7 separate regions of the Mus musculus genome follow, and all the other regions are linked to region 1. A link is a loop called in an ENCODE intact Hi-C map of the cell type or tissue named here. Cell type or tissue: left cerebral cortex. All regions are shown on one strand. Each heading gives the region's core, and the rest is flanking DNA. Links, peaks and the distances in the headings are about the cores only.

Evidence for each region. Peaks named below come from ENCODE experiments on the same cell type or tissue, not always from the same donor. Only the 100,000 strongest peaks of a DNase experiment are listed, where the experiment ranks them.
Region 2: it touches region 1 in a loop (9-fold over the local background); 21 of 42 quality-filtered maps call a loop at or near these places.
Region 3: it touches region 1 in a loop (3.0-fold over the local background); 2 of 42 quality-filtered maps call a loop at or near these places.
Region 4: a loop joins it to region 1, with 2.6 times the contacts of the local background. A loop is called at or near these places in 5 of 42 quality-filtered maps.
Region 5: a loop joins it to region 1, with 4 times the contacts of the local background. A loop is called at or near these places in 23 of 42 quality-filtered maps.
Region 6: it touches region 1 in a loop (3-fold over the local background); 7 of 42 quality-filtered maps call a loop at or near these places.
Region 7: a loop joins it to region 1, with 4 times the contacts of the local background. A loop is called at or near these places in 7 of 42 quality-filtered maps.

The regions. Positions count from the first base shown.
Region 1 is chr3:85,569,131-85,573,557 of GRCm38, forward strand. It overlaps Gm3740. Among named protein-coding and RNA genes, the nearest start is that of Gatb, 2.8 kb to the right of the region's middle. In left cerebral cortex, for the core only: a CTCF peak has its summit at 2,330 (motif pointing left); DNase peaks (open chromatin) are centred at 271, 1,692, 2,314 and 3,437; H3K4me3 peaks cover 38 bases; H3K27ac peaks cover 3,843 bases.
Region 2 is chr3:84,933,919-84,938,345 of GRCm38, forward strand. The region is part of intron 4 of Fbxw7 (F-box and WD-40 domain protein 7); the gene reads left to right. Among named protein-coding and RNA genes, the nearest start is that of Gm40080, 58 kb to the left of the region's middle. In left cerebral cortex, for the core only: a CTCF peak has its summit at 2,522; a DNase peak (open chromatin) is centred at 2,548; H3K27ac peaks cover 843 bases.
Region 3 is chr3:85,182,222-85,186,648 of GRCm38, forward strand. No RefSeq gene overlaps it. Among named protein-coding and RNA genes, the nearest start is that of Gm31096, 62 kb to the left of the region's middle. In left cerebral cortex, for the core only: no CTCF peak of the experiment used is centred there; DNase peaks (open chromatin) are centred at 2,144, 2,983, 4,044 and 4,142; H3K27ac peaks cover 2,262 bases.
Region 4 is chr3:85,659,836-85,664,262 of GRCm38, forward strand. Fam160a1 (family with sequence similarity 160, member A1) reads right to left here. Exons shown (of 12, transcript NM_172682.3): 12 at 228-1,383. The coding sequence ends at 1,130. Among named protein-coding and RNA genes, the nearest start is that of Gm40082, 51 kb to the right of the region's middle. In left cerebral cortex, for the core only: CTCF peaks have their summits at 2,636 and 2,840; DNase peaks (open chromatin) are centred at 605, 1,768, 2,284, 2,460 and 3 more places; H3K27ac peaks cover 4,000 bases.
Region 5 is chr3:84,919,839-84,924,265 of GRCm38, forward strand. All of the region lies in intron 4 of Fbxw7 (F-box and WD-40 domain protein 7), which reads left to right. Among named protein-coding and RNA genes, the nearest start is that of Gm40080, 44 kb to the left of the region's middle. In left cerebral cortex, for the core only: a CTCF peak has its summit at 2,368 (motif pointing right); a DNase peak (open chromatin) is centred at 2,377.
Region 6 is chr3:85,362,857-85,367,283 of GRCm38, forward strand. No RefSeq gene overlaps it. Among named protein-coding and RNA genes, the nearest start is that of Gm52637, 21 kb to the right of the region's middle. In left cerebral cortex, for the core only: no CTCF peak of the experiment used is centred there; DNase peaks (open chromatin) are centred at 210, 1,960 and 2,240; H3K27ac peaks cover 2,904 bases.
Region 7 is chr3:85,373,449-85,377,875 of GRCm38, forward strand. No RefSeq gene overlaps it. Among named protein-coding and RNA genes, the nearest start is that of Gm52637, 10 kb to the right of the region's middle. In left cerebral cortex, for the core only: a CTCF peak has its summit at 2,769; DNase peaks (open chromatin) are centred at 3,300, 3,595 and 4,260; H3K27ac peaks cover 1,857 bases.

The sequences.
Region 1 (4,427 bases), core at 124-4,123:
TCCTCATGCTTGGACAGACAGCACTTTACCAACAGAGCTCTCTCCCCAGCATTCTCTGTTGAGTGATTCTTTAATGATATACATTTATTCATCATCATCCTTTGGCTCTAAAATAAGAGAACAAGCTGACAAATAAAAATATCTGTTTTGAAACGGAATAGCCACTGGCTATTCTTTTTGCATTATTTTTTGAATGAAAGTAGAGCTTAGAAGTGTGTGTGTGTGTGTGTGTGTGTGTGTGTGTGTGTACATGCACATGCGCACAAACTCTGTAGCTCTGATGGCTAGAATACTCAATTCCAAAGCACAAAAATAGGGAGCATTTTTAGTTCCTTGCAGAGCTTTGATCACATGCAAACCACAGTTTGCAGAAACACGGAGTTTAATATTTTCTAGCTCTCCGTACTTGCAACTCAGGATTATCTTCCTTCAGGCAAGGGATGAGTCAAGGGGCCACATGCAGGTAGAACTTTTGCTGATACACTATTCCTGTTTCTTTCCTGGGTTCAGTCATATTTTTAGATCAGCAAGCTATTCCTTGAATCAGAGAGAAGACCACAAAAATATTATAGTTCCTAGGCCAGGCCTAATAACGACATGCTGGCCTCATCTTCCCAGCTGGCATTTCATCTCCACAAAGGCCCTGAGCAGGGTGTTCTATTTCCTTGCATTGGGAATGAAGAAAGGGTTATAGATTTCTTTGCCCCACAGCAATCTTCTAGAGAAAGTGATTGTTCCCTCCACATCAGTATTTTATCAGAAGCAAGACTTTAATGGAAAAATAAAAAGAAATGAATCCTGTTCTCCCAACTGCTCAGCAGGCATGTATTCCCAGTCTTTGTTTTTCCCCCAGTGGTACTTTTCTAGACCTTAAAATGTGGGGTTTTCTAAGAAGAAACTTTGTGTTTAAAGAATGCTTTTTTCAAAGACATGAACTACCTTTGTTCCAATGTTTTTACTACATGCAGATGATCTTGTCAAGTTTTGTCACATGCCCATCATCGTAAATGAATTGTTTTCTTTTTTATAGGGAATTTGAATTAACGTTACCACCAACCCTTCCTATCCACATGGCTGAATTTCAACATTGGGCTTCTTTCCATAGTCAAAAAGACAAATAGAAAATATTATCCAGCAGAGAGATCAAACTTATTACTGTATTAAGAAACACTGTGACAACTCCCATCCAGCTTTGTTAGACTACAATGGCTATTTTATATATTCATCTGCTATGTATTTTTAAAGCATTGCCTTTGTCTCCACAGGACAAATGTAGTTAATTAAAGAAAAAGATTAGTTCACACGGTTTTAAGATTTGCACATATTTTCAAATAGATTTTGAGATACAGTGTCACGACAGCAGAAGCTATCTTTTTTATTTTACTTGGAATTATAATGTTGCAATTAAAATTGTTTGCTTCTTCTTAAAAAGCAGAGACTTTGTGCCACTTGTATTATTCCTCTTACACTGTAGCACATGGCGCTGAAGAAGTTACAAACTTATCACAAAATGTCTTTTCCATAGCACTTCCCCCACTGTACCCTAGGAAAATGGATAGTGGGAAGGGTAACAATTAAATTCAATCTAAATGTGGGGGGATTCGTGTTCAGAAATCAATGTGTTTATATAAAGATGTTAAGTCAAATACAGAGGTGAACCAGGCTATTCCAACTCTTGCCAAACAAGACTTGGAAAAAGAGTAACCCAAACCAAGCATGTTATTTACAATATACTTCCTAACTAGTCTCATTTGTAAGTGAAAATCAGCTGGCTCAAACATCTTTTTAAAACTGATTGAATAACGTTGGGGAGGGAATCTGCGACACGCTCCTTGAAAAAAATATGGTTAGAAACTCTGTCCTGCTACCTCCTGAGTGCCTTGAAAATGAAAATCTCTGTGTCTTCCAGATGACAGCCACCTTGTTGTGGATCCAAAATAGCTCTCTCAGCCAGAGAGCTGTCTATCAGTAAGAGTTCTGACGGGTACATATTTGGCATTCAGAAAGAAGGCAAGAAATGGTCTCATGAAAGAAGATTTGGTAGAAGAACTGCCCCCACCCCCTGAAGTCCAATGGAAATCTGGAAAACAGTGCCTCTCGTAGACACCACCAAGAGACCAACAGGCATTTCTGAAAATGAGACATAATTTTGATAGAGAACAAAGCCAGAAAAGGGGGTGGTAAGTCCCTATTTCCACCATTAGCTTTTATAGGCATTTGAGAGTCCATGATTAGACATAAAATGTACCAAGCTGGAAGGTTCCCATTTGTTCAAGGAAGCAAATCCACTTACATGTATAGGATTTTCTCTCCCCCTAGTGGTGGGGTGGAGGCCTTTGAAGACTGAGAGCATGTGATTGCACAATACTGCTTTAGAAATCAGTCTGGGTTTCCACTGCAGCGCACTTTGTACAAAAAGTAGGCTATTCTTTGGGTGTCCTCACATTCTCTACAGTGATTTCTGAACCTCTTTCAATACTCCCAGTGAGGTAGTGAAGTGTCTCATAACTATGTTCCAGCGTGAGGTAAAGTCTTTCTTTCCTCCTCTTTAGCCCTATTAAAGGTGAAGCCACGTTGCATTCCCAAACAGTTTTACTGACCAGAAACCCACTCGAGGAGTTAAGGGAGAAGAAAAAGGAAACCCATATATAGCTAATGTAGGAAACATGGGGACTCACAAGAAAGACACCCATATATCAAGGACCCAAAGAATGAAAGGAGCTAATTAGAGATACATTTTGAAACGTTTTCACCTTTGTGTTCCATGCACTTTCATTTTCTTCTTTAGTTATATGAAAGTAAAATTCAGATTACTCATGGGAAGTAGATAAAAAAGAAAAAATATAGAATAAGTAAATGTCAATCAAGTTTTAAAAATTATTTTTAAATGTATGTATGAGAGAGACATGGTTAGGGGAGTGCTGTGTGTGGTGTCTGCAGAAAGCTGACGATGGTGCCAGCTCTTCTGGAGTTGGAGTTACAGGCTGTTGTGACTCTGGACATGAGTGCTGGCCAACAAACTCAGGTCCTCTGGAAGAATAGAAAGTGCTCTTAACCACTGAATTATCTCTCCAGCCCAGGTTATTTTTCCAAATGGAGTGACCATATTATAAAATGCCAAAATGTTTTCTAAATATTAATGGAAACAGATCCTAAATTGTAGCTGTCTTATCTGTAGGTTAGTGATCGATAACTGCAACACATCAGTGTGGAATATAGAGAGTACACATCTATTCTTTCTCTATAATTGGGCATCAGTGACTTCCACTGGATTGCTCCTCTTGGAAATCTCCAAGGCAACCAAGCACCTAAGTTCACACAGAGAATAGGTTCCTTTTCTGGCTTCCTTACCATACACTACACACATAAGTCAGAACTGTTGGGCCCCATTTTGGCCCTGGTTTGGGCCTTGAGGACAAACTCGAATCTGGCTCGAGTTTCTGCGGCCTTGTGGGAGAGCCTAAGCCTGGCTCAAGTTTTGAGACCTGTCTCAGTCACTTCCATATTGGGGTGACTCAGCAAGACCTGTTTGGCCCTGCCTCTGCCCTGTCGTTGCTGATGTAGAGCTTTGCCATTGACCCTGTCAGTCACTACGCCATCTTACCCCACCAAAACCCGCCTCCCTATGTTCCAAACTTATATAAGCAAGAGGCTGACTCCATAAAGTTGAGTTCCTGCTTCAACAAGACTCCCAACTCTGTGTGTTTCTTTTGGGCCGTTGACACTCGCCATCCTGCTCAGCCCTGGAGAGACCCCAGAGGGACAGGGACCTCTCTCCTCTGTCCTGGACCTGTCAGCAAGGAGCAGGTACAGAACCTCCAACTCTCGATCAGGTCCCTCAATCTCACCTTGCACATCTCCCAGAAACATATGTTTTACTTTACCCTTCACCACTACCCCAATCTGTTATTGCGTTTCTAAAGAACATACCCTCTCAACAGCCCCCATTTGTCAAATACATTCACTGCACTGTACTACTTCATATATTCTTGAGGCGCCTACTCTGTACTCTGGAAATACTATGGTAAATACCAGACAAGGATCCATTGAAATCAAAGATAGCTGTTAAGACTATGTTGACAATTAAAATCAGGCAATGAAAGTAAGAACTATTGTAGACTAAGTTTTCAAATAAAAAAAAAAATCACCTGGAATTTCAACAAGGGATATGAAAGGCTCTGCTTGGTTTTGCCTTCCTGAGGGTGGGACCTAGCATCTCTACATGGTAGGCAAATGCTGTACCACTGAGGGATATGCCCAGTCCAAGATGAGTTCTGAAGTCAAACAACAAAAGAAATCCATTGAGGTGATGTCTTTTTTTCTATCAAAGCTTTCTAACACAAGAAATTGTTTCAGATGTTGGCTAAGAAAAATAGTAAGTAAAAAGCACATAAAAGTTTAAAAATTTTTTTCGGACATGAAAACAA
Region 2 (4,427 bases), core at 198-4,197, 640 kb before region 1:
GGCCGTGGGACTAGTATGTTAGTAACCTAATCACAGTAGAGTGGATTTTCATTGCACTGCTGCTAGTATCACTTTGATCTTGCCTTTGGTGTGATGCCACTAATGGCCACTCAAAGACCCTGAGTCCATGGAACAGAGTTGAGAGCCTTGAATAGACCTCTTCATAAAACCTGTGTCCTTAACGTTCTTCACATAGGATGATCTCGGTATGTAATTATGACATTGCTTTCTGGACCTTTTTGTCATCAGATCTTAGTAGTATTGGGTTTTGCTTCCTTTGTTAATCTAGACATAAAGTAAATTAAATGAGCACGTGCTATACAAATCACACTGAGGAAACACTGAGTCATGTCTTATTACCCACAATAAGCTGGACAGATGATAAGTAGCCTTAATACCAACAGGCAGGGTACTCACACCTGCAACTTGCATTTTAAGAAATGAGTTGAATGTCAAGACTGGTAGAGTGAACAACAAATAAAAAAATACTCTAAAAATAAACTTGGAAGTAAGTTCCTGGCAGAGTAAATTGTTTGAAATAAGTCTGCACGGCCCCTTGCCTGCACACCAGAAATCTAACAAGTCCTAGAAACTAAGACTTAAAAGACTTAAAGTTGACGTATGATGGCCTCCTTTAATACTTATCTAAGTGATTATTTTGCTGCAGAAATAATGTAATGTGCTAGAAGTTTTTGTAATATGTAGTTTATGTGCCGTATTATCTTTCTGAAGTGCACATCAAAATGCACATAAGTGCATTATCTTTCAAAATGCGCATGCATGAATGCAGCTGTCTTCAGAGTTAGAGAACCAAGCCTGTTGAACTGTAACATTCATAACTATCATTTATATGTAAAACTTGAAGACTCTTGGAGATTTCAGGACGGTTTGAACTCTCTCTTAAGTCTCTGTGTATGTATGAATTTAAAGCATACATTGCATGGATAAACACCTAAATCTATTACCTAGTTACAGATAGGTCAATGTAGTATAATGACAGTTTGCAGTTAAAATATTTTCATCAGTGATTAAAATATGGCAGATATATACATTAAATGATGGGAAGGAACCCCAGCCACTTTTGACGGTCTGCACATTAAAATAAGAGCAAAGCTAAATTAAGTTTAACCTTCCATTACAGATTATGTCTGTTATCTGCATTTTGCTAGTATTGTAGATGGATAAGACAGAGTGGCCTCCCATAAGGAACTACTGATGGCCTTTCTGTCTCTTGAGAGATGTATCTCCTGTTATCGTTCTATAGTCATATGTCAAAAACACCAGAAGGACAAGCTGGATACTATGTACTGATGCAACACTTGGAATTAAGATTGGAAGATATATGATCTCAACTCAACTTGGGCTGCCTAGTGGGACCCTGTCTCAAAAACAAAACCATAGGTACATGATTTCATTCATTCATCAGATAGGTATTAAATAAGCAAGATAACCATTATAGTTACAGGATGCATTTGTATTTGGGTTGTGCCAAAATACAATGTGTCAGCAGACACTTTGTGTGTGTGTGTGTGTGTGTGTGTGTGTGTGTGTGTGTGTGTGTGTGTGTACATGTATACAGGGCTCCACAGAGGCCAGAGATATTGGATCACCTAGAAGTGGAGATCCAAGTTGTTGTAAGCCACCTAATGAGTGCTTAGAGCCAAACTCAGGTCCTCCACAAACCCAGCACACACTCTTAGCTGCAGAGCCATCTCCCAGCCCTCTTTTATTATACACTTGTATTTTATGTTAAAGTTTCTTCACAAGTATATACACATACATGGACAGACACACTTTGAATTGTTGTAGCCCTTAGTAAAATATATAATCTGTTCTCAGAAATTCTAGTACAGAAAATACAGTTTGAATTCTATTTTAAAAAAATATACATGATTTTCCTCTACTCATGTTTCTACAGCAAGACTTTTTTTGTTAGAGAGTCTTTAGTGTCCTGTCAGTCACATCCCAGTGGTTTGCCTCTGAGTCATCTCTGGGTCAGAATCAAGTCCTCTGCTCTCCCTCTCCCTGACTGTGCGAAAGTTGCCTAACTTACTGTCCCCAGCACACTGGCCAGTTAAATAATAATCAAGTAATCCAGGAGTGTTGAAATGTAGGATACAATTTTCTACTGAGATAATAGCAATCACCTATCTGAGATAAATGGATATAAGCCAAAAGAAACCCAAGACAGAAAAGGTTAAATACTGATCCTAAAAGGACATGGACAGTTAGTTTTGGGTTGTGATATCTTTATATGATGGTACTCAGTTCTGTTTTGAGAAGAAAAAAAATATAGAAATGTTGAATAACACTGTTACCTTAAATTTCTTCCTTACAGGTCTTGAGTGTGGAAATTGAAATTTGTTATTCCTGTGCTTATTTACGTTTTTGTGTGTGGGTGGTTCATAATAATAGTTTATTTGTGAGCAATTTAAGCCCAAACAGCTTTTCAATCATCCACAGAAATCTTTACCAGTTTAGATGTAAAATGTCATTGTTACTACTACAGTGAACATATAGGGGCAGTATTGCACCGTTTTTGTAAATCTTGTCTGAATTTGAGGATTTTTAAACAGTTGCAGTTGCAGCCTTGTTCTTGGACAAATGATAACAATCTATCTGACTTTTAAATGCATGGTTGCACCTGCTTTGTGAAGTCCAATTCAGGTTCTTATGTGGATTATGCAAAACTCTTGTTTTACAGAGTCCTTAATTTGTATTTGAAGTCAAGGAAATGTTAATTTAAAGGGTAAAATTCATCTGTAGTTAGACAACAAAATGTAACTAATTCATGAAAAATTGCAAACTATTAAAATCAGTACAGTTTGTTTTTAACTGCTTTATAAGAACTTTTCAAGAATGTGAGAGGTTTTTTTGTCAACTTGTCAAGCAAACAAAACCTAGAATAATATATAGTCTTACTTTAAGATTCTTCAATTGATAAATACTATTTTTCAATATTTAAGTAGTGAGATTATTACAAACTTTGTTATAGATTTTTGCAGGTTTTTTTTTTTTCTGACTTCAGTGAGAGAGAACTGAGCAGTTGTTTCCCATGTATTTGTTGTTCTCGATGCTTTCTTCCTGTGATCTGAGGACTACTTGACACACTGAGAATCAACAGTGAACAAAGCAAACCCAGGCTTCACTGTTGGCTCATGTCAGAAGAGCAGAGAGATTAAGTATGTGGATGGTGGTGCTGTCCAAACCTGGGCGTGAGCTCTTACTCTTTCCTTTACTAAGTGAGCCTTAGTAAATCAGCTGAGTAAATGGAGAGATTACTACTATCTCATAGGGTTGCTGTGGTGGCAACGAAAGAGTCCATAGGAAGTGTGTGTGGCTCTAACAAGAGCTCACGTCCTCAAGCCCATGTGGCTAAAGAGCGAGATGAGTTCTCAATACCAGTATATCTTACTTTTACTTCTGATATAGTAATAATTCTTACTATTTTTAGAATTATTGTTTTGAATATTTTTTAAATTGTGAGAGAAAATGCATAGCATCCATTTTGAATAGTCAGTTATTTTTTAGTTTCCTGAATGACTGATAATCCCTGCCTATAGAAAGTTAATGTGGCTTGGTTCGACTCACATTATGTAGATTCATTCAGTGTGACTACCCTGTGTAAAGATTAACCCCATTATGTCTATATCGATGAGAAAATGATAGGTGACATCTCTGTATTTTGTTTGCAGATTCCCACATGTTTAGAATAAGTGTGTTGGCTTAGAATCCCATTAAGTAGAATTTGTACAAGTACTAAATGAGAATTGAAAAGAGTTTATTGGTTCATGTGTTCTGTCGTTTGCTTCACTGTCTCTAGTCAATCCCTTCCATTTATGATTTTAAATTCTGAAACCCTTTCTCTTTTTTCAGCCCCTTAACTTTGGTAATTAAGAAGTGGAACACAGTTGATGACATCTTTGAAAATGTTCTGATCAAAGCGGTCCTCATTACTGTGTAGAGAGAGACACTAAAGCATTTGAAGAACTCAGCTTTCTCATCTGTTAGCAAATATACTTAAACATTTAGGCCGTTCTTTGCTATACCTTGCTTTCTTCATTCTTTTACATTTTAGACGTATAGGAACCATGCTTTAACATGCTTATAGGTATGAAGCCCTGCACACACAGGGCGAAGCATTGTTCAGGTCTGCACCCTGTTTAATAGCTTATCAGCTATGTTCCTGCTGTGCCTGCTCCCCGGAGGGGAAGGGTTGTTCTGCAAGCTTTCATATTAGCTTTGTTACCATGCAGTATTTCTCAGCTGCTCACGCTCATTACCATACAGCTGGTGTGGAGACGAGGAGGAAGCAGGCAGAAGTTGTACTGGCTACAAGAATAAGAAGCTCTTTTGCAGATGGGGTGCTGGCAGATGGGGCATGTGTTTGAGCAGGTTTTACTAATGACAGTGCGCGTTAAATATCA
Region 3 (4,427 bases), core at 306-4,305, 390 kb before region 1:
AAGGAAATCCAGAGGTGTGGCTTGATATCAAAAGGCTGAATATACCTGGAGTTGAAATCCCACAGGGCAGAGGAGAGAATGGGGATGGGGCAGGGAGGAAACTTATGAATAAGGTAAGGAGATGAGGAGAGGGGCATTCACACCCCACACCTCTGTAACCCAACGAGACGGAGACCCGAGAGGAAACAGCAGACAGAGTAACCGATTTCCACTCCGAGTCTGTGTCTTCTAGAAGACAGTAAAGGGAACTGTGTAACTCAAAGCTCCGGCTCATCCAGGACAGCTTTACAAACGGAGGTGAAGCAAAGGCCGCTGGAGAGAGCGAGAGCTGAGAGAATCCACAACCACAACTGTAGACCCAGAGAGGCCTTAAAGAGCTCCTCAGCGGAGGGGTGGGATGTCTGCAGACAGTTAGATCTGCACACAGAAATTAAGCCTCCCTGGAAATGGTTAAGGTGGGTGCAGATCAAGGCATCTAAAACATCATCTTTAGTCACTCTGTTAAACAAAAGATAGCCACCTAAAACTGAACAGTAGGACTGTGGTGTGTGTTTAATATATTACAAACAAACAAACAAACAAACAAACAGAAAACCCAATACATACAACAATGGGACAAAGGTCTGAAGGGACTGGATATTTACAGTTGTGACACTTAGGTGCAATGCTTTCTATTATTTGAGTATAGGCTGTAATTAGTTCCAGTCGGTGCTATAAATTTCAAAAGTAAAATGATGTCAATGCTAGATAATAAGATGGAGGACAAGCTATGCAGTGTCAGGGAGAAGAGAACAAAGATGCAGCAGATGGAACAAGGGGAAATAGACACAAGACAGCAGCTCCAACTTAATATCAACACTTCAAAACACAGAAACAAAAACTAACAAAGATGAAAAGAGATAGGTAATTGTAATCAGAGATTTCAACACTCCCATCTCAGCACTAACTAGATCAGCCTAATGAACATAGAGCAAAATCAGTGAGGAGACATGATGGGACGACCCTCTCTACCAACCTAACCTGTCCCGAGTGATCTCCGCAGGCTGATCCCCTAAAATAGCACATTATATATTCTCATCAAGAACACTTAGAATGTAGGCATTGTAATCTGGGATATAGTGGTGATTAAGCATTTTAAGAACTGGTCAGTGTAATTCTCCATTATAAACAGACTACAGAGGAAGAACTCTGTGATCATCTCAGCAGATAGATTTAAAATCCATTCATGATAAACAAACAAACAAACAAACAAGCAAGCAAACAACCAGAAGGACAAGTAAAATGGCCAGCAAACTAGGCTTCCCCATCTGTAAAGGCATGTTGAAAATGCCTGCAGCCATCAGGATGCTCAGAGGTGAGCAGCTAAGCAAGGTCCCTCAAGACACACACAGGGTGGGAGGGAATCCTTCCTACAAGTTAAATCCGAACAGCTGTGGAAGTTCTAGGCAGTGTGTGATAAGACAAGAAAAAAAATTGCGCGTAGTTTTTAAAGTCTCTTCTTGTAATATCATACCAATCGATCTCGGAAACCTTCGAGTCATCGATTTTCAATGCTGATAGAATTACTAATGGAGGTAATCAGCTCTGGATCGAGGAGCGACCCAGCGAAGCAGCTACATTTCTCTGCAAAAGCACCCAACACTCACCCGGTGAAATTCAGTAAATGCGATTGCAGTTAAAGTGCCATTTACAATAGCACCCCTCAGAGCACTGGATACACATTAAAAGTTTTTAAAAGTGTTAAAGATCTGTATTGCTTTAAGTATAAGATTTTGGTGAAAAAAAAAACTGATACAAATAGAGATCCACCGTGTCTACCCACTGTGAACTCCCCTTGGACGAAGATGCTCTCCTCCAACCTGGGAGCAAATCATTTCTCCAATAGAAATCATGAAGATGGTTGGGAGACCATTATGGAAATTAGCTTAAGGAAGCAACCAATGAGAGACAGGCTCATGGTGAAGAGTCCGTTCTCTTAACTCCGAGGCGTTTATCACAGGAATGATGAGAACCATGCTGCAGAAAGGATAGGCTGTAGAAAGGACAGGCATTTAGATCAATTGAACAGGGCAGGGAGTCCCAGAGAATGCTATGCACACACTGGCAGCAGACTCTGGATACAGGGAAGGACAGACTGTTGAGCGTGGTGTGGGCGGGGTTACATAAACATAAACAGAGGAGAAGACAGCATTGACACAGACTGCTATAAAACACTCAGGAGAAAAATCTCCGTGGTTCTGACTTAAGCAGTGAGTTCTTGGATACAAACCAAAGAGATTATCTAACTGATAAACTAGACTTGATTTGATAAAAACTTACTTTTTTTTTCTTCAAGAAATAAAAAATAAAGGAAATGGAAAACAACACCAAAAATAAAGAGAATAAGAAAAATAACATGTGGAGAAAACATCTGTAAATCACATATCTGGGAAAGAGCTTGTGTGTAGATGGAAATCTCACAGTTTGGTAGTAAGTAAAAACCAGACTGCTCTATAAAATGCAGGCAAACCATCTTAACAGATGTGTTATCAGAGAAGCCATATAGATGGTAAGTATGCACACAAAAGGGTTTGGCATCGCTGTTGATATACAACTAAAATACCACTACAATTAATTACAGCTAGTTACCCATGAAAATAGCAATCAAACAAGAAGCTGCAACCATGTCAGAAAAACACGGGACCATGGAACAATCATAGCTATGCTGCCGGTGGGAATAAATTGCGATTGTTTTGGAAAACAGTTTGGCAGTTACTTTTCAAAGCTATGAATGCACTGATACCAGCCAATCTGGCTCAGGCTATTTACTGAAATGATAACTTCCAATCGCACCAACCCCCGAGTTTGGGTGTTCACTCTGACTTTGCTCATAATCACCCCAAACTGGAAGCAATCCAGACGTCCTTCAGCTGGTTAATGGGTGACAGATACCTGCATGCTTCTTAGCGATGAGAGAAAACACGTTACTAACACAGTCATGGATCATGCTAAGTGAACGAAGCCTGACTCAGGAAGCCGTACACATACTGTACGGTTCTATTTATGTGCCATTCTGGAAAGAAGCGGAAACCATAGGGACAGAAAATAGATCAGTGCTGCCTGGAGCTGGGGCTGAGGGGTCAGGATTGATTAGAAAGGGGCGTGCGGGAACTTCTGGGGACTGTAGAAATGTTTTCTATCTTGATTGTAATGCAATTTACATGAAAGCATGCGTTCATAGGAGTGGAAGAATGAGGTATAAAAAAGGTGAATTTCAGCAAAACACATAAATTTAATCTCAATGATACAGGAGTGGGAAAAAACAACCCTAAAACGTTGCATTTAACAAGCGAGTCTTCTATCATCTCTCCGCGTGACCCCATGATCACAGTTTATGAAGTGGGTTATGCTGTTGGCTAGGTGAGAAAATGTTTGTGGTTCAAAGAGCCAGTGTTGGACAGTGTGCCCGTGAGCAGCGAAGGTGACAGCGGGCTTTTCTGGGTGTGGAGAAGTCTGTTGCCTGCTCCCTGTTGCCTTTGGACCACCATGCTGTGGGAGATGAATAACCTGCTGGTCCCAGTAGTTTGCCCAACGGAAGTTTTCCAGGGAAGCATTTACAGAGTGCCTCCCAGTCTCAGGGTGATTCTACACCGAGCACCTAGGAGTCCTTGAGATCCTGTCCTTGAGGTAAACCCTCCACTTAAGTGAAAGAGGTCTTGTCCTGCCCCTGCCCCTCCGGGCGGGCGTTTCTGGAGGCTGTTAAGCCTGCTTTGCAGCCTGTGCTCTCAGGAACCCAGGCCAGGAGCTGAGACTCCTGTTGTTCACTGTCACTTTATCCTCTCCGCCCACTCCAGCGAGCCTGGCAGGGAGGCCATCCAGAGAGCAGCGGGTCAACAGATGTATGCGCGGCTTGCGGAGCTGAGGCCCAGCTGGGAGGATTAAGCTGTGAAAGGCCCCACTCTAGGCCCAGACCGTGAATCTCCCAGTTCCTGTGGTTTAAGCATAGCCTGAGTGTGCCCGTGGGAGATCCCTCTTCGCTTACAGACAGAGGCTAGAACACGGGTACTGATTCCACTGAAGTGCCAGGTAGCCAGTGAGGGCTCAAAGGACAACCTTTCATTTGAAGGCCTATACTTATAGAAATTGCTTGTCTGCTTGGCTGGGCTTCTGGGAAGGTATCAACCAAGAGAGAAAGAAAGAATGGAGAAGCTGCTGATTGAAAAAGGAGCGAGCCGCTCTGAACAACAGATCTGTGTTTCTTGTGCCTTGCTTGTAGTAATCTTTCCTTTTTAAGAGCCCTCCAGCCTTGGCATGGCTAAAATTATTTTGATCCCTTATAAGTCACCCTTTAAGAAGTCAGGTCACTAGATTGGGGTGAGGGGATACGGGCGGTTCAAGCGACCTGCACTTTGGGGAGTAAGGGGTGCTTTTAACCTCATGGTACTCCC
Region 4 (4,427 bases), core at 428-4,427, 91 kb after region 1:
GGCAAACAGCCAGAGATACCAGTACATCCCAACTAGGGCATCCTCCACCGCTGGATACTTGGCATGCAGCATGGCTGTGGGGAGGGAGTAACCATCAGGCACTCACAACTTCACAAGCTCCCTGTGACCTGTATGCATCTCCGTCCCAGCTGCTGACATGGGCTGAACAGTGCTTATTTCTCTACAAGGGCAACATATTAGTAAAATAAGAACCAGAGTTTCTCAAGTTACAGTTAGCAGAATTTTTATCTTTTGCACCCATTCCAAGCTCTGCACACCCTCAACCCCCCCCCAAAAAAATCCTCTTTGCGTTACAAGTTAACGTTTGTTTTCATAAAATACTTAAACAATAATGTTTTTAACATAAGTATATGACACCACACTTTTTTCCATCTGATCAAATGCCTAAGATCCAAAGTTTGCATAGGTATGCTTCCTTTTGTGCAAATCTTACTGAATTAAGGCTGTCTTGAGTTTTGGTTGTGCTCCAATGATTAGAACAGCTCTCAAGCAACAAGAAAAAAAATCCTGCATTCCAGATTCTCTCTGTGTGCGAAGTTTTGGGCAGACAGCTGGGGCTTGGGGATTTTCCCCACAACATTAAGGCAATAGGTATGGAAAGATTGCAAGTCCTAGAAGTAAAATTCAGAGCAGCCAATGATGTGTCCTATGTGGCAGGAGGAGCTCCGTTCTTACATTTCACTTCTTGCAGAGGCTGCTAGGCCATGTGTGTGCCACCATGGAGGAACCTCCGTGAGACTGCTGAGGCACTGACCCCCACCAGGCATCCAGAGGTCACAGAACCTCCGTGTGCGCTCCATGGCATCTGAGCTACAAACTGAGGGTCTCTGTCTCCTCCATCCAAGGCATGGGAGACAACTACAAACCATCTGAAGAGGAAACACAGCTGAAAGAGCCTGCCAAGGAGACAGCCGGCTCACAAGACATTCTGTGTAACAAGGGGAGACCCGGCTGGAGAGAGGAGGTGTACCAAAACCCCCCGATAAATCAAGTATTGTCAGGAAATATCAAAGTAGACATTTTTGATAAGCAGCTTTGCATTTAACATTCAGTCAAGACACTATAACCTTATAAAACCAAATCTCTATGAAAATAGTAGTATAAAAAGCTAACAGCAAGAGTCTTCAAAGTCTCCCAGGATCTTGTAACACAGAATGGAGTGTTCTTGGGCCAAGGCTGCCAGCTCCTTCAGGAACTCTGGGAAGAGAGCAGCAGCCAGCATGGTGTTCTTCACTGGCAGAGGCAGGTTTGGGGGTGCCCTGGTCACCTTGGCTCTGTTGCCTAGGAAGGGCTGAAGCACACGTGGAGGGCCATCCAAAAGGGTCTTGTCACTTTCTGGCCTGGAGATCTCCTGAATGGGATCTGAAAACAGAAAGAAGACAGTTCTGGGACTCTTACATGACAAGTGTGTGTGTAAGGGGCAAGTGGATTCATGGAGGGAATAGTAGTGGGTGCAGTTCCTCTCCCGACTAGATCTGCAGACAGCCCTGATATTCTCCATGACAAGCTTGTCCAGCTTGTCATAGCTAGCACTCAGCTTGTAACACAGAACTGTCTATCTGAAATCACATACACAGGAAGAGATGTGGCAATAATACCGGGTTGGCAAGAAATTCCCAGCTAGACACTGTACTGACACCCTGAAGTCCTGATTATCTGGGAGATCAAGGAAGAAGGGTCATGTGACTCAGTAGTTCAAGATCAACCTGGGCAACAGCAAACCCCTGACTGGATGGATGGATAGATGGACAGACACAGACAGTAGGCAGACAGACTGACTTCCAATAGCTCCTGCTACCACTGCTGACAGTTGAGTGGAGACTGGGCTCATGGGAAATCTACCAAAGACACCTGTGGCCCCTCTGCTCTCCTGATACCCAGTACTGAGCCAACTACTCTACTCCTGCCAGGGCCACCCTGGTCACCAGGTGCAGCTCCTTAAACTCCTGTGTTCTGCAGCTATTGCTCTGACCTCAGCTTCCCAGAAACCCCAGCCCATTCTGTCTGGGTCCTCTAGCCTCCAGAACACAAGAAGAGTAAGAGATCCCTCTAGATCACCAGAGATAATGGGATGGACTAGGCTAAGAATTCACACAGCCATCAGGATCTAATGGCAACAAAGGGCTTGGACAGCCAGCACTTAAAGAGGGCTCCAGGGGCCTGTGTCTCCCTCAGCAACATAAATCTAAGATGGCACGAGCCCAGGTTCCAACACATCCAGCTGATTTGCATTTTTATACCAAATCGGTTCTCCTAATTAAAATGGTTCAATCTCCCTGACTGATTCCTGAGCTCTCCAGCCCTCATATGTTTGTAGGAGTTCTTTATGCCACCTCTGCCCCTCCCCAAATGATCCCATCAACCCTCCCAAATCACGGTATCCAGGCTCTTCATTATTCTGGCTGCTTTTTAGAATTCAGCCCCATTTTTCAACACTTTTCAGAGTGTTGCTTAACGACGGCACTAAAAATTCTTGACATTTATAGTACTTTCTACATCTCACTACTATAGTCTTTAGTGTTAAAAAAAATCCTCTACTTTGCTGCTTTAAATATCCTTTTGGATTAAAGCATATCACAGTTCGTGTCACAGAGAAGTTGTTGAGAATCTGTCTCCTACTATCTCTTATCAGAGCTCCCTCTAGCCCCATCAGGGGTATTAACAATGCAGAGGCCCAAGGTCAGCCTTGGTGACCCACCCACACTGGTCCTCAGACACTTCAGGTCTCCCACGAGCCATCGGAGCTCACTGGGGAAGCTGGCCTGGATCCACTGGGGATCAGAACACCCAGACTGGAATCTATGCTGTGCTGGCTGCCTCGTCCCCTGCAGCTCCGTCCCCACATTTCCCTTCACCCACATCTTACTAAGCTTCAGAGGCACTGGGACTATAGCTAAGAGCACAGATTCTGTGACCTACCTACCAGCTGGGCTACTCCAGGCAAGTGGCTTCACCTCTCTGTGCTCTCACTTCCTCTGACTGTCAGAAGCTCATGGCATTGCTATAATGATCAAGTGAGTCACCAGGTATCAATACACAGGGGCCACACTAGACTGCATGTGGCCCACTTCAGCTGCCACTCACTTCCCGAAAGCCCCTCTCTGCCCGGGTCCCTGCCCCATTCACTGGAGGCTGGCACAGGGTTTCAGCCACACACTGCTCTTTTCAAGAGCCAAGCCCCCTGAGAATGTCTCACAAACCCTGGCCAGTCTATCCAGGGAGCCTACAACACTTTGCAGAATGTGTGACCAAGGAAATAACCCCCCACTCCTCCACACTCAAGTTCTCCTTAGAGCTGCCTCTCACGCCTAACCTCCACTTCCCAACTCAACCCCACCCTGCTCGCTAAACCATGCTCTTTGTGGATTTTTTACATCTAGCGTGACTTGTGAATTGGAGATGTCACTGCTAAGGTTTGCCTGCCCAGCTTGAATCCACAAATCATTGTTCATGACACAGAAGAGCAGCAAAGGGGTCCGAAGACTTACAGGGACATCCTTCAGGCAGTTCCAGCATCCCCTGGGGTGGACCCGAGCTGGCTTACCACCAGGAGATGGCCTTTCAATGTGTCACAAGTAGGCAGATTTGAGTGATTACCCTGGCCTGGATCACCAAGGCTGTTTCCTTTGCTGTAAAATGGGTTAGCATCTAGCCACCTTCTAGAATCAGAGCTCAGTTAAAGGAGTCTTTACATTAAGTCGGGTCATGGCACTATTATTGTGTAGTTTTAATGTATTTGAGTGGGAGTTCTTTCTTCTTCCTCCTCCTTTTCTTCCTCCTTCTCCTCCTTTCTGCTGAGAAAGTAACTAAACCTCAGGAGCCAATGACCTGGTCCCTTCAGTCATCACAGAAACCTCTCCATCCTCCTGCTGTAGAGCAGGGATCCTTTTAACTGCTCCCTGAGGAGGCTGCCTTTTCCGAAGGGACACCAGGAAGTTAAGAATGCAGACGCTGACTGGGGAAGCAACTCTGGCTGCAGGCACCTGAGTTACAAAAGGGCCCAACAAGCATGCACAGCACCCGAAGGGAAAGCTAGGGAGAAGGAAGTGCACATCACATCAGGGCCAGGGCTGGCTTCTGAAATGGTGCCTGGCTCTGAAAAGCTGCTGCAGACTGTCAAAGACTAACTCAGAGGACTTCAGAAGCTGAGCAGGACAAAGGCTCCGTTCCTCTCCAGGCAACAGGGCTGGGCAAAGGGCACAGCCCAGAGTGGAGACCCACCTTCCCACTCACTGCACACAGCCCTCCCGCCCACAATGGCCTTACCTTCTCTTTTTGAATTCTAACAAGTTAAAACCTGGCCCCTCATTTCACCAGTGGTACTTAGCCCAACTTTCTTCTAAAATCTGCCGCGTAGTACCCCAAAAGAACCTCAATCAGAGTTCTTGCTGTGGCCAGAGAGTGCC
Region 5 (4,427 bases), core at 100-4,099, 650 kb before region 1:
TTGCCTGTTTTGAAAGAGTATCCATGCTGGGCAGTGGTGGCGCACCCCTTTAATCCCAGCACTTGGGAGGCAGAGGCAGGCAGATTTCTGAGTTGGAGCCCAGCCTGGTCTACAAAGTGAGTTCCAGGACAGCCAGGGCTACACAGAGAAACCCTGTCTCGAAACAAAAAAGAAAAAAAAATGAAAACCAAACAAAAAGAAACGTGTAGAATATACACTACTGGATTGAAACAGTGAGTTTTGTTTAGATGTATTCTATTTTAAAGTTTCTATAAATCACATTTATTTACTTATTTATCTATTTATTTATGAGGGGGAGGGACATATACATGAAGGTCATAGGACAACCTTTAAGAGTTGGTTCTTTGCTACCATCTGAGTCTTAGGGATCAAACCCAGGTCGTCAGGCTTGGCAACAAGCACCTTTTTTTTTTTTTTTTTTTCATTAAACCATGTTGCTGGCCCTTGGATATGTTTTGTAAAGCTAACTTTACTAACTCGTGATAAAGAAGGCTCACAAATCGATAGTCCAGACACGCACATGAGACTAAGAAAGCTACAGTATACACTCCAGACTGTAAAGTTTTCACCGTCAGTCTTCTGTCCCATCCTTCTCTTTAGGGAATCTGAAGTGTGGGATAAGCAGCCAGCCTAAAGTTCCTTGTTTCATGGTGGCACTGACCCTAGAATTTAAAATTCACCTGATAATCTATGTGCTGTGCAGTTGCCTGTCAGCTTTGGATAATTTAGCCTAGAGCGGTGGTTCCCAACTTTACTAATGCTGGGACCCTTTAAAATAGTTCCTTTAACTATAGTTTAATATAGTTGTACTGTGGTAATCATAAAATTATTCCTGTTGCTACTTCACAACTATCATTTTACTACTGTTACAGAACATAATGTAAATTTATAATGGTCTTAGGCAACCCCTGTGGGTTTGTGAATTTGTAGCTGCTAGGTCTATTTGTAGAATGCCCGTATACATTCGGTACTGTTTCAGAATCCAAGCTACTGTCTGCTTATGTGCTTAGTGCTTTTGGGTTGTTCTTTGTGCTTAGATATCGAAACTTAACCTAGGAAGTTCAAGAATACATTGTAGTATTGCTAGTACACTAGTAATGGTGGGATGCCCTAGAAACTGTAACTTGAAATTGTAAACTTCCTGACAAGTACTCTGAGCATTTAAATGTGTCGAACTTCTCTGGAAATCATTTTGGACTGGACCTTAGCTCACCCTCCCTCATTTTTAAGACAGGGTCTCACTGTGTAGTTCTGGCTATCCTGGAATACAGTGTGTAGACCAGACTGGCCTCCAACTCAAACAGTCCCTCCTGCTTCTGTCTTCTATGTGCCACCACTGCTTAGCCTGGACTTTAAAGTTTATAAACACAGTTCTTCCATTTGATTTCGTTTTATGAATACTAAAGGTATAGGGGCCACACTGTATAGTTAAAATTTAATTTTATGCTGAATTGTTTTTTCTATAGTTGAGGTATTATTAATACAAGAAGACAGTTTATTGGTTTGTGACTGTTCCCTGTTTGTTTCAGTTTCTCCATTTTTATGCATAAATTTCTTAACGGGCAATAGTGTAAGAGTCCTTTCTCTTTGGCACTAGGCTATGAAAGACCGAAAATTGATTTAGCACAGGTTGACAATATTCTATATATAATGTTCTATATTAAAAGAATAGTTATTCTGACTTATTTAACTTTCAGTAGTGCTATTAAAAGTATCTAGAATTTTCTGTTTCACCAAGAACACAGTGGTGTTAACAAAAGTGGCTTTAAGTTCACAGAAGCACTGAATAATACTGAGATCCAATATTTTTCCCATTGGAAAAAATGTGAAAACTTATACAAAATCAGTTTCTTAAGGCTGGTGCAGTGTCACTTTGCATGTAGAAGCTGAGGCAAGAGGATTCTTGGAGGGAAGACTGCTTGAGGCCTCGAATTTGAGGCTAGTCTGGACACTGTAAGGAAACTAGCTTACTGTGCTAATAGTTGAGGAGCCATGCATACTGTACACAATGCCCTTCATGGAGTGTGGTTTTCTTGAGTAGCTAATCACGTGAACCAGGCTCTTGCTTAATGTCCGTGGTTGTGAGGCTCTACACCCACTGTCCAGCTCGTGCTTCGTTCATCAGGGCTTTCTTGGATATTTGAAGGGTTTGAAATTTTTCACATTTCCATTCTAGATTGACAACATGGCTTTAGAATAAGAGTTCCACAAAGTACAGACACTTGGAAGTTAGTAGCTTGCACTGATCATCACTGAAGAGCTACTTTATATCTTTATCCTTATAAAGGCTTGGCTGGACACTTCATTTAGTGTTAGGTTTGCTGGAGTTGCAGTGCTCATATTATCCAGTTGAGGGCAGCTACTTACCAATTTAAAAGAGTTTAGAATGCTACCACTTGGTGCTTCTGAAAATGCAGTTTCTGATATACAACAGTGCTCACTTTCTCTCCTGTGTTTTTTATTGTCACAAATAATCATGGGAACATGGAAAGCTCCTTTTTCCTTCGTAATAATTGTTTAGCTCTTTAAGAACTGAAGGAGAAAGCCTTATGTTCACTTAAAGTTCTTCCTGTCCCAGCTCCTTTAGATCCCGTCTTTCTTCCCCGCTTACATCAGACTTCAAAAGTCGCATAGATTGGCTTATCTGGGAACCTGGATCTTAACAGAACATACACATAAACAAGGCGGCTTTACAGGTCTCTGAGACTTTTATGTGTAAATGTGAGAACAGACAGTGTTTATTGTGCTGTTTAATTAATCAGTGGGCTGAGTAAAAATTAAATTGCAACTGGCCTGTTTGGTATGTTTTTTATGCAAAATAAATTATATTCTCACAGAATATACGGCTGTCTTTCATTTTTGTTTTTGTTTAAGCACAGAGATATCATTTAGTTTAAATGATATCTTCCCTATAGTTCTGAAAGGAATTAGAAGTGCTAATTGTTTTCAGAGATTATCACTGAAATAAATTATTTTAAGAATAAAGATCTCGTTCTGTATAAAATTATATTATAATATTATTAGCAAAATAGATAGTATTTATATCTGGGGATAGATATATTAGCAAAAAGGTTATTCTAAGAAGACGGGCAGAATATGAGTGAGGGTTATAATTATGTGAACAAAATATCAGTCTTCCTCTAGAGAGTAAAGTGAGTGTCAAAGGACACACACAGACTGGGAGGTGGTGACATTTCTTCTGGAGAGGCTGGTGGGACCATAGACATGTTTCTCTTAACTATCAGTTATTACCTTCCCCCACCCCCCCGCCCCTGGCCCTGGCCATAATAATTTATAGATTTCCAGTGTCCTTATGCTGTCTTTTCTCTGGCCTACCCCTGGGTCTTTGTTGGGAATGATGTTGTGCATGCACTGCCATGCATCTCTTAGAGCATGTCCTTGTTTAGAAGTGACATGTGACTGTGATCATGGTCCTTCATAAATTATTTTATAAGAAAATAAGTGTATGTGTGTATCTGAATGTGAATGTATGTGGATGTCTGTCTGCATACTCCCATGCAGAGACAGGAAGACACTGATGACTTGTGCAATCACCCCTTGCCTTATTTCCTTGAGATACAAGACAGTCTCTTGGAGCTAAGTAGAGGCTACCAATCCCCAGGGATTCTCCTGTCTCAGTTCCCTGTACAACAGTTACTGACTCACGGGACCACACCCAGCTTTTTTTGTGGGTGTGTGCAAAGCTTCATACTCAGGTCCTCAGGTTTGAACAGCAAGAGCCCTGAAGTCCACTGAGCCAAGTCTCCAGTCCCAGTGTTAAGGACTGTTGTTATATTCTACTATCATTTACTTTTTAAACTTGTTACTGTGGTTGAGCAGGTATAACATAAAAAGTAATGTTTTTCCTTGTTCACGTATGTTCAGTGGCATTAAGTACACTCAGAATATTGCATAACAATTACCACCTTCCCTCTCCAGAACTCTCCCATTTTTTTCCCCTGAAACTCTGTAGCAGTTAAACATACTTATCTCCACACCCTTGTGCTTTCTGTCTCTGAACTGAACTGTCCCCACACACTGCTTAAGTGTTTGATTATAAGTGGAGTCATGCCACACCTGTCTCTTTGTAATGCACTTGTTTTACTTAGTATGATAGCCTCAACTGTCAATGATGTGTCAAGGCTGGAATTTTCTTCTTGAAGGCAAAACAGTATTCAACTCTGTGTGTGTAGCACTTAGCTTACTTAGATTATTTCCATGTTGTGATTGTTGTGAATAATGTTGCTACACTCATGGTACTTCTAGTCAAGTTCCTGCTTTTAAATCGTGTGTATGTCCATGTCCATGTCCAGAAGTGGAAATTTGGAGTGACCCCTTGACTGTGGGCAGTGTTTGGGGAGCTGCCATACCACTTCCCATCGCAGTTACAGTGTTTTCCATCATAT
Region 6 (4,427 bases), core at 173-4,172, 210 kb before region 1:
GTCTAACTCATCCATTCGTTTCTACTTTCTGAATGTAATATGGACCCAGCCTCCTGAGAGAGTACCTGGAGCAGCCCTGAGGACAGTCTATACATGCAGCAACTCTACTTCGTGAGCTGGCGTTAGCCCATGCGGCCTGTCTGCTTATACACTGGTCACAACACACGATCTATACTAAACGCAAAGCAGAGACTGTATCTAGGCACTGTTCCAAGAGCACCAGCAGTTGGCTCTGGTAGCCTGTGGCAGTAGCTAGATCTCAGCCACTGAACCCTGCTAAGGACAGCTAATCATGTGCTTCAGAATTCCTGAGTGCGAGATGGCTTACAGGGTTTCAGCTGCAGAGAGAGCGGACATGTGCACCTCAGTTGGGGAACAGACACAAGGCTTAGTCCTGTTAGAAACCAGTGAGACACAGTCCCTCATGCTTGATGGCCCAGCCTGTGGCAGGAACCCATCCCAGACAAAACAAAAGATGGGAGGCCACTGTTCCGGCCTGTGTGGACAGGGCTGGGTGGATGCTGGGAACTGGGCCCTGAGATAGAAGCGGCAAGGAAATAGTTTCCCAGTTGGTAAAATAAACCAGACAGGAGGGCTTTAAAATCTGTGACCTGCTGAACTGCCACAATAAGCAAGAAGATTTACTTCAAGGCTTCCTGGGTGTTCCATCATTTTTGGCCTCAGAACTAGTCAAAAATGGATCCTGTGTTGCTTCCTTTAATGAAGAAGGCCTTTGCCCCTTTGTGTGAGGAAGACATGAGGTAAGTAGCCCATCAAGCTGGGTGAGTGTGTCGTAGTGGGGCCATTCACAAAGGCCTGGGCTGAGGGTGCTTACCTAGCATGCACAAAGCCCCGGGTTCCATCTCCAGCCCCACGGAAATCAATGAAGCAAAACAAACAAACAAAAATCCCACAAAGTGCAAGTTGTATTTAGGAAACTGAAGGAGACAGTGAAGTGACCTGACAAACACCAGTGAGCTGCTATGCCTCCTGGGGCAGAGAGGATATTGTGTGGAAGTCAGTTCCCACTGCTGTTTTCCTAGGGTGATGTCTTAGGGTCACTATTGCCGCAGTGAAACGTCACCATTAAGGAAACTTATAAAAAAGAAAGCATTCAACTGGGGACTTGCTTCCAGTTTCAGAGGATGAGTCCATGACCATCAAGACACGAAGCATGGTAGCAGCAGGTAGGCATGGCATTGGAGCATTAGCTGAGAGCTATGTCCTGATCAGCAGCAGCAGAGAGAGAGACAGACAGACAGACAGACAGACAGACAGAGAGACACAGAGAGAAACTGGGTCCAATCTGGGCTTTTAAAACCACAAAGCCCACCCCACTGACTCAGTGACCTACTCCTCCAACAATACACACCTTCTCCAACAAGGCCACGCCCTTTGATTCTTCCCAAACAGTTCCACTAGCTGAGGACCAAGCATTCAAGCATACATAAGCCTACGGGGGGTGGGGGGAGAAGTGGGGGAGCATTCTTTAGTCAAATGGTCACAAGTGATGAGACAGGAAGAGGGGGCACACACACCACCACAAACCCACTGTCCCGCCTCTCATTTGCCTCCTACCACCCTGAACTGGCTAAATCAAATCCAAAGCCAGAACCCGAGTTCTACAGAACCCGAGGCCTACATAGCAGACTGATGTGGGGCAGAGTGGTGGAATGAGGCAGGAGGGGCAGGAGAAGGTCATCTCCCTGGCTTTAGAGGAAATTCATCCCCAGTAAGATGATGGCAGCAGAGACCTTGCAGGACAAGGGAAAAATCTGCATTTGGGGAAATGGCCAAGACCAGCTCCATATGACGTCTTTAGTATCAGTGCACATGTCACTAGACTCTCATAGGTAGGTGCATCTAGTTAGATTTTGAAGTCCCTGAGGGTTGAAACCAGGCTTTCATCACTCCTTAGCCAGCACTGAGCCTGGCACAGAATGCCTTCAGTTGGCCTTCACTGACTGGTTGACTAAATGAGTAAGAAAGAGAGGAGGCTATTACATTCTGGTCAATTTAATTTTCTTGTCAAATGAATTTTTATCCAAAAAAGAAAAACAATCACAGAAAACCCCTTTGATCTCCTTCCTCCACGGCTGAAAATTCTTCCTCAAGTATAACACTGGCTGTTGCAGCCCTTCAAAAAGGATTATGCTAAGCTTGAAGGAATATGTCTTTGATGGCTGTGAATGGAGCAACTCTCAGGGCTGTCAATCGAAACTGGAAGTGTGGGCAACAGGGCCCACTTGCAAGGCACTAAAGATTTTAGACACAAATAAACAAACACGCTGGAGTCGCCATAGCCAATCACCCTGGTGGTGTATGCTGCCAAGAATTCTTTTCAAGGAGAACTGTTCTATATTTTCCCCCAAGTGTAAGCACTGTGCTTAATTTAGGATTGGGGTTAGATACCAAGGAGCAGAGATTTTTAATTCTTCATCAAAAAAAAATATTTTTTTTGTTACTGCTGTTATTTTGACTTCTTTTCTGGTACTTTTCCAATTTTCCCAAAATGATGCAAGTATCTTTATTACATTAAGTAACAAGAATTTGTTTTGTTTTGTTTTTGTTTGGTTTCTTTGGTGGGGTTGTTTTTTCTATCTCTCTTTCAAAGATCATTTAGCTCTCTCATCTGCAGGACTCAGTTAGTACATTTCATCTTTCATTCCAGAAGGAACTATTACAATGTTCTCTGTAATCTGAATTTCATAGTAAGGTTACATTTGATAGCTCTTTAACAAACACCTTCAGACAAACCTGGCAGAATAATCTTGAAAAGCTGAGGACCACACCCACCTCCCCTGGAGTGCTGGGGATGGCCTGCCTAGAGTTTGGCCACAAGTCTGTCTCCATCAGAGAACTGTGAATTCCATACCTAACAAGAGAACTGTGGCTCACACACCAGTGGGTGTCCCTGGCTAGCTAAGCTGAAGGCCTGGCAATGACCTCTGGCAATTTCATTTGGTTTAGCCCTTTTGCCCCAGTGGAAACCTGATCCTTTTGCTGTTGTTTTAACTTTTAAAAAATATTTGTTTATTTTATGTGTATGAGTATTTTGTTCATACCTGCATATATGTGCACCATGTGTTTGTTTTGTGCACTCAGAGGCCAGAAGAGGATGTCCGAAGCTCTAGAACTGAAATTCAAATGGTTGTGAGCTATCATCTGGATGCTGGGAGCAGAATCCAGGTCCTTCACAAGGGCAGTGAGTGTTCTTAACCACGAGCCATCTCCCAAGCCCCAGAAACACGACTCTTCACACGGGTTCTGTTTGTTTCACCATCAAACACATCCATCGCACACAGGAGAATCAGTGGCCCTTCAAGACCTCAGCACCCTCTTCAGTGTTCCCTTCACAGACTGTGTAATCATTGGGCTGCTATTATTATTGAATTGGTTTTGTCACTATAGAAACACTGACCTCACCCACATCCCTTTCTATGACCTGAAGATAGTCCACACTGCAAGTTCCTGTCACCTTGTGTCCCTCATGCCCCACATCCTTCTTTGACTCTACTCCTGTTCTTTTCATCTTGCACGGCTATCTTCCTAGTTGACCTTTGAACCCTGTGAATGGTCTTTGTGCCTTACTCAAGAATGCTCGCCCACCTTAGTTCAGTTCTAACATTTTTAAGAAGTGGGAAATCATATTTCAATACAACCACAAAAGTTCATGCACAACATAAATGCTGAGTACTACATTCCAGAAAATGCATTAAAACAAAACAATTAAAAATTATCAAATTGATAAGCAAAAATATCTTTTAACCTTGTTACTGAGACAGTAAATTATTTGTTTTGATAAATATTCTAATAGTGTGTGAACATGTACACACGTTTGTGCAGACTCGTGTGTGTGTGTGTGTGTGTGTGTGTGTGTGTGTGTGTGTATTTTATTAAATGGAAGAGTCATCTTTAGTTCATGTGATGCTGGGGCTTGATCTCAGGGCCTGGCTCATGCTAGAAAGCACTTTCCCACTGAGCTATATCACCTCAGCCTTCCTTCAACTTTGGAATCAAGTCAGGGCTTCGCTAAGTTGTCCAGGTTGGCCTTGAACTTGCAATCCTCCCACCTCAGTCTCCTGAGTGGCTATGCCTTCAGGCCTGTGCCACCAGGTGCTGTAAACAACACTATTTATAGCTATGTTTTTCTCTCTGCTAAATAATATATTGGAGATGCTTTTCCATGTTGTTGATCTTTTATATTATAAGAAATGACTGCATAATATTCCAATTCAGCAACATTTATTACTTATTCAACAAAGGTCTTACTCATCTCTGATGGCTACTGTTATGCCTGAATACATGCCAATATAAAGAACTAGCTCTAGGAGAGTTAATGGATCAAGGAGTGTGCATAATACTGAGACCACATGACTGAAATCGCAAGTCTGATCTGCTGGGAGGATTGAGAACTAAGGTTAGAG
Region 7 (4,427 bases), core at 290-4,289, 200 kb before region 1:
CTCTCTCTCTCTCTCTCACACACACACACACACACATACACACACACACACAAAAGCACATGCACTATTGCACACTGGGTGGGGCAGAGCTTAGATGGAAAGCGTTTTATCATCACCATTTATAAGCTATTTTCCAAAGACCTCAGTCACTCCAGTCACTCCTGTTTCCTCTACTTTGCCTGCTGGACTTGACCCACACTCCCCTCCCTCCTTTCCAAAAGAATAGGAGTAACAGCTAAATGGCTTTTGCTAACCATATCCCCCCCCCCAAATATGACTGGTAGCCTGCTCTTTACTTAGCTCAAAATCCATTAAGAGAATTTTGTTTTAAAATCCAGTGCTCACACAAAATAACTTTGTTTCTTTTCCAACAAGAAGACTTGAGCTATATGCAGTTAGACTTACCCTACTAGTTTCCCTTTTCATCATAGCTACTAGGAAGCTCACCGTGATAAAACAGTTATATCAGTGTTGGTTATAGTTCTTAGTTATTACTGTTTTTGTTTAAACCTAATTTTCCATTTATGACTCTCTTGAATTTATTTTGCTGAGCTTTCTGGGAGGGAGAAGAGAGTTAACAAAAAGCAAGCCAGTGTTCCCTGCCTCTAGGTCAACTTCTCAAACTAAAATTCCAACAACCTGATGGGTATTGCAATCTCTCAGCCAGTGTAGCATAACAGAACCACAGTGCAGAGCCCATTTTGGTCCCCACTGAAAAAACTCAAGCATTGTTTTATAGTATTTGTTTATTGCTATTGTATTTTTTCCCGAAAGCTTAGCAATTTCAACAATAAGCATTTCCTATTGCTACCCACAGTTTCCATGTTTATGGGATCCAGGAGCTGCTGAGCTGGGTGGCCCTTCTCAGAGGAGTCTCTGGTAGGATTACAGGCAAGATGCCGTCCAGGGCTACAGATATCTGAAGGTCTAGGGAAGTCCTGCAAGCGGGGCCTTGCTACAGGAGCTTCTCTGTAAGGCTGTCTGAGAGTCTCTAGAGAGGGGAAGCTCGTTTCCCCCTAAAAAAGTGATGAGAGAGACTGGGTACAGGGGTGGCAGGAGGGGGCACAATGAGACAGGCAGGCCATGATGCCTTTCTTGACCCAGGCTAAAGAGTCACACGGCAACATTTCTGCTATCTGTTTATAGAGGTGAGCCATCGTGTACTGAGGGCAATCTAGGGTGAGGGGCAGGTTCTGCTTTCCAAAGGGAGGGACCCCAAAGCACTAGAGGAAAACATGGGAGCCACCACTCAGAATGTAAAGTTTTCTCTCCTTTTCTTTAGAGTCCTCTGGCAGCTAGAGCACCGCTGAGTGATCAGCATGTCTTTGCCTAGATGCAAAGTAAGATAGGAAAGAAGGAGGAGAAAGCATTTGCCAATTGGGAAATCAATTTCCCAATTGATCGACACACATCAAGAAAGCATCTGGGACTGTATGGCTTCTCATTCCAAACACAGTGGGGGCTGGGGAGAGAGCACCTGAGATTCAGAAACTGCTGGGATGTTTCTCTCAGGATTCTGGGGGCTGAGGAGTCCAAAGTCAAGGACATCAAGTAGCAGAACACTTGCCATTTCACTTGGGCCAGTTTTAAATAAGTGGTGGTTTCTTGCTGAATGAACAAACCACCTCTGCCCCTTCAAGAGAGAATTCAGATTCACAGGGCCGTTTTTGTTGCAGTTAATCACAATTGTCAAGTTACTGAGATCTAAAATCACCTAGAGATGGGCCTCTGAACACACAGGTGAAAGAACATCTAAGTTAATTGAGGTGGAAAGATCTGTCCACTCTGGGCGGCACAATTCCCTTGGCTAGGATCCTACACTGTATAAAAAGGAGGAAGTAAGCAGAGCACAAAATTCATTTCTCTGCTCCCTGGCTGCAGAAGTAACAAGCTGCCTCAAGCTCCTTCCTCACCTCAGTGGATTGTACCCATGGATTGCAGAGTAAACTATTTCTCTCTTATATTGCTTTTGTCAGGTTATTATCTATTTATTTCATTTATTATTTGTTCATTTTATTTTTTGTATGTGAATAGTTCATTCACATGTGTGTGTGTGTGTGTGTGTGTGTGCCATGTCTGTGTGCCATGTGTGTGCCTGGTGCCTGCAGAGGGCATTAGATTGCTTGGAACTGGAATTGTGGACACTAGTGAGCTGCCCTGTAGGTACTGGGAATTGAACCCAGGTCCTCTGGAAGAACACCCAGTGCTCTTAACTGCTGAACCATTCCTTCAGCCTCTTTTCAGAGTATTCTGGTGTTGGTTTTAACACAGGAACTTTGTGAGCACCTTGGTTACTTTTCTCTTTCTGTGACAGAATGCCTTGAAGAAAGATATATTTTGGCTCTCAGTTTGAAGGGAATCCATCGCGGTGAAGGAATAGTGGCAGCAAATTCTGAGTCCATAGTTAAGGAGCAGGAAGGTCAGGAAGTGGGGCGGGGCGATCGAGTCTAAAGGTTCACTAATCGATCTACTTATTCCAGCCCATCTGTACCTCCTAAACCCTCCTGATGCTGCGACTCTTTCGTACAGTTAAACAGTTCCTCATGTTGTGATGATCAACTCTAAAATTATCTTCATTGATGCATCATAACTATAATTCTGCTACTGTTAACGATTGCCATGTAAATATCAGATTGCAAGATATCTGATATGTGACCCCTGTGAGAGGGTCATGGGTTGCAATTCACAGGTTGAAAACCACTATAAAAGTTCCCAGTCGTCTCAAATAGCCCTATCTGCTGGGACCAAATGTTCAGACACAAGCCTATAGGGGGCATATCAATTCAAACCACAATAGTGGGGAACACAAATACTCATATGTCAGCACACCGCCATACACGGAGGAGGACATAGTTCTGAGTGGAGTGGGAATAAAAGAAAAGACAGATCCTTCCAAAAGAAGGAAAGTTTGTTCCTGGCCGACCTAAAGATCATCCCTTCTTGAGACAGAATTGAAGGTGAAAGCTAAGGCAGCCCCTAATGAGTCTGAAAAATTACTATGTTCTAGAACCTTCTGGTTAGACCCACAGGTGATTCAAAGAGTAAAGTGAGAAATTAGTGAGCCCGTTGCTGGAGAGATGGGGTTGTTGGCAGGTAGGGAGTGAGACAGGCCTTCAGATCAGTGGCAGGCCCACACTGTCAGGAGAGCTGGCTCCCCTGCAGCAGGGACACTTGGCTTCTCTTTATCTAGAAAGCTCCCTTCCTTCTGTATGCCCCCTTGATGGTGCCCTCTCATGGTGAATAGCTGAGTACTGAAGGTGACTCACAGGGGAGTGGGTGTTTCTCCTTGGGAACGCCATCTTTGTCTTGCAAAACCTCCATAAAATACTCTAATACACACCGGCTAAGTAAACAGATCTTTGAGATGTGTAACACCCCTGTCATGTGGGAATTAACTAGCCTACAAAAACTGAGCAAGCCAGAAAGTATCTTATGAAATAAAACACACAGCTCAGAGCTTTATATTTTTTTCTTTATTGAGAAACTCAGATGCTGAAAGGAGACTAAATGTGTCCATTTGATATTATTTAAGTTCATCCTGGGCTCCCACCCCCTTGGCCACACTTCCACCACATCTACATTCTGGTCCTCAGAGGAAGCCATTGGCACTCTGGAGCTGAGTTCTCTGTGCGTGCCATTTTATGATCACCCTAGGATTCCATTTTTTTACCTACAGATGAGGAGCCTAGGGCAACAGACTAAAGAGTATTGCTGAGGTGGCCACCACTGCAACGGGAGCATGCTTCTTGGCTGCCACATCATACTGGTCCAGAGTTACTGCCTGGTGCAATGTAACCCAAGGTGTGGGGCTTCCCATCAGGCTGCAAACACTCTGTAGGGGAAGCCTGAGATGGATGAGGAGGGCTGCTGCCGCCATGCTAATAGATTATCTCAACAGCTCATCTCTGAGGAGAACAGAAGGCCATGAGGTGAGATCTGAGGAGTGAGCACTGCACAGTGGGACAGGAAGAAGGGATGACAATGGGGAAGCCATTACAGTATTCCTGTCAGACGTGACAAAATCCAGACTGGGGTTGTGGAGACAGAGTAGAGACTTATGGGAAGGCCTGTGACACTGACAGAACTTGCAGAGGCCATGTTGATGAGAGGCAAGGATTCTAGATGCCTCCTGGGTTCTGACCCAGCTACCAGAAGAGGATGAAAAAAAGCAGAAGAGGAAGAAGGAGATGAGGGCTGCAAATCCTGATGGGAGCTGTAACCATCACCATGGAGACCGGAATCAGATGGGTACCGCAGTTTAGGACGTGGGATGAACACACCAGTGAAGCTCATGCAAGCAGAGGCCCCACTCTGCCAGACACTGACACTCCCTACAGATTGGGTAGAAAGAGCCAGCCATGTTTACAGCAAGCTTGCTCTCAGTTTGATATTTTATTGGCTAAGTCTAGAAGGTCACAGAATGGAGG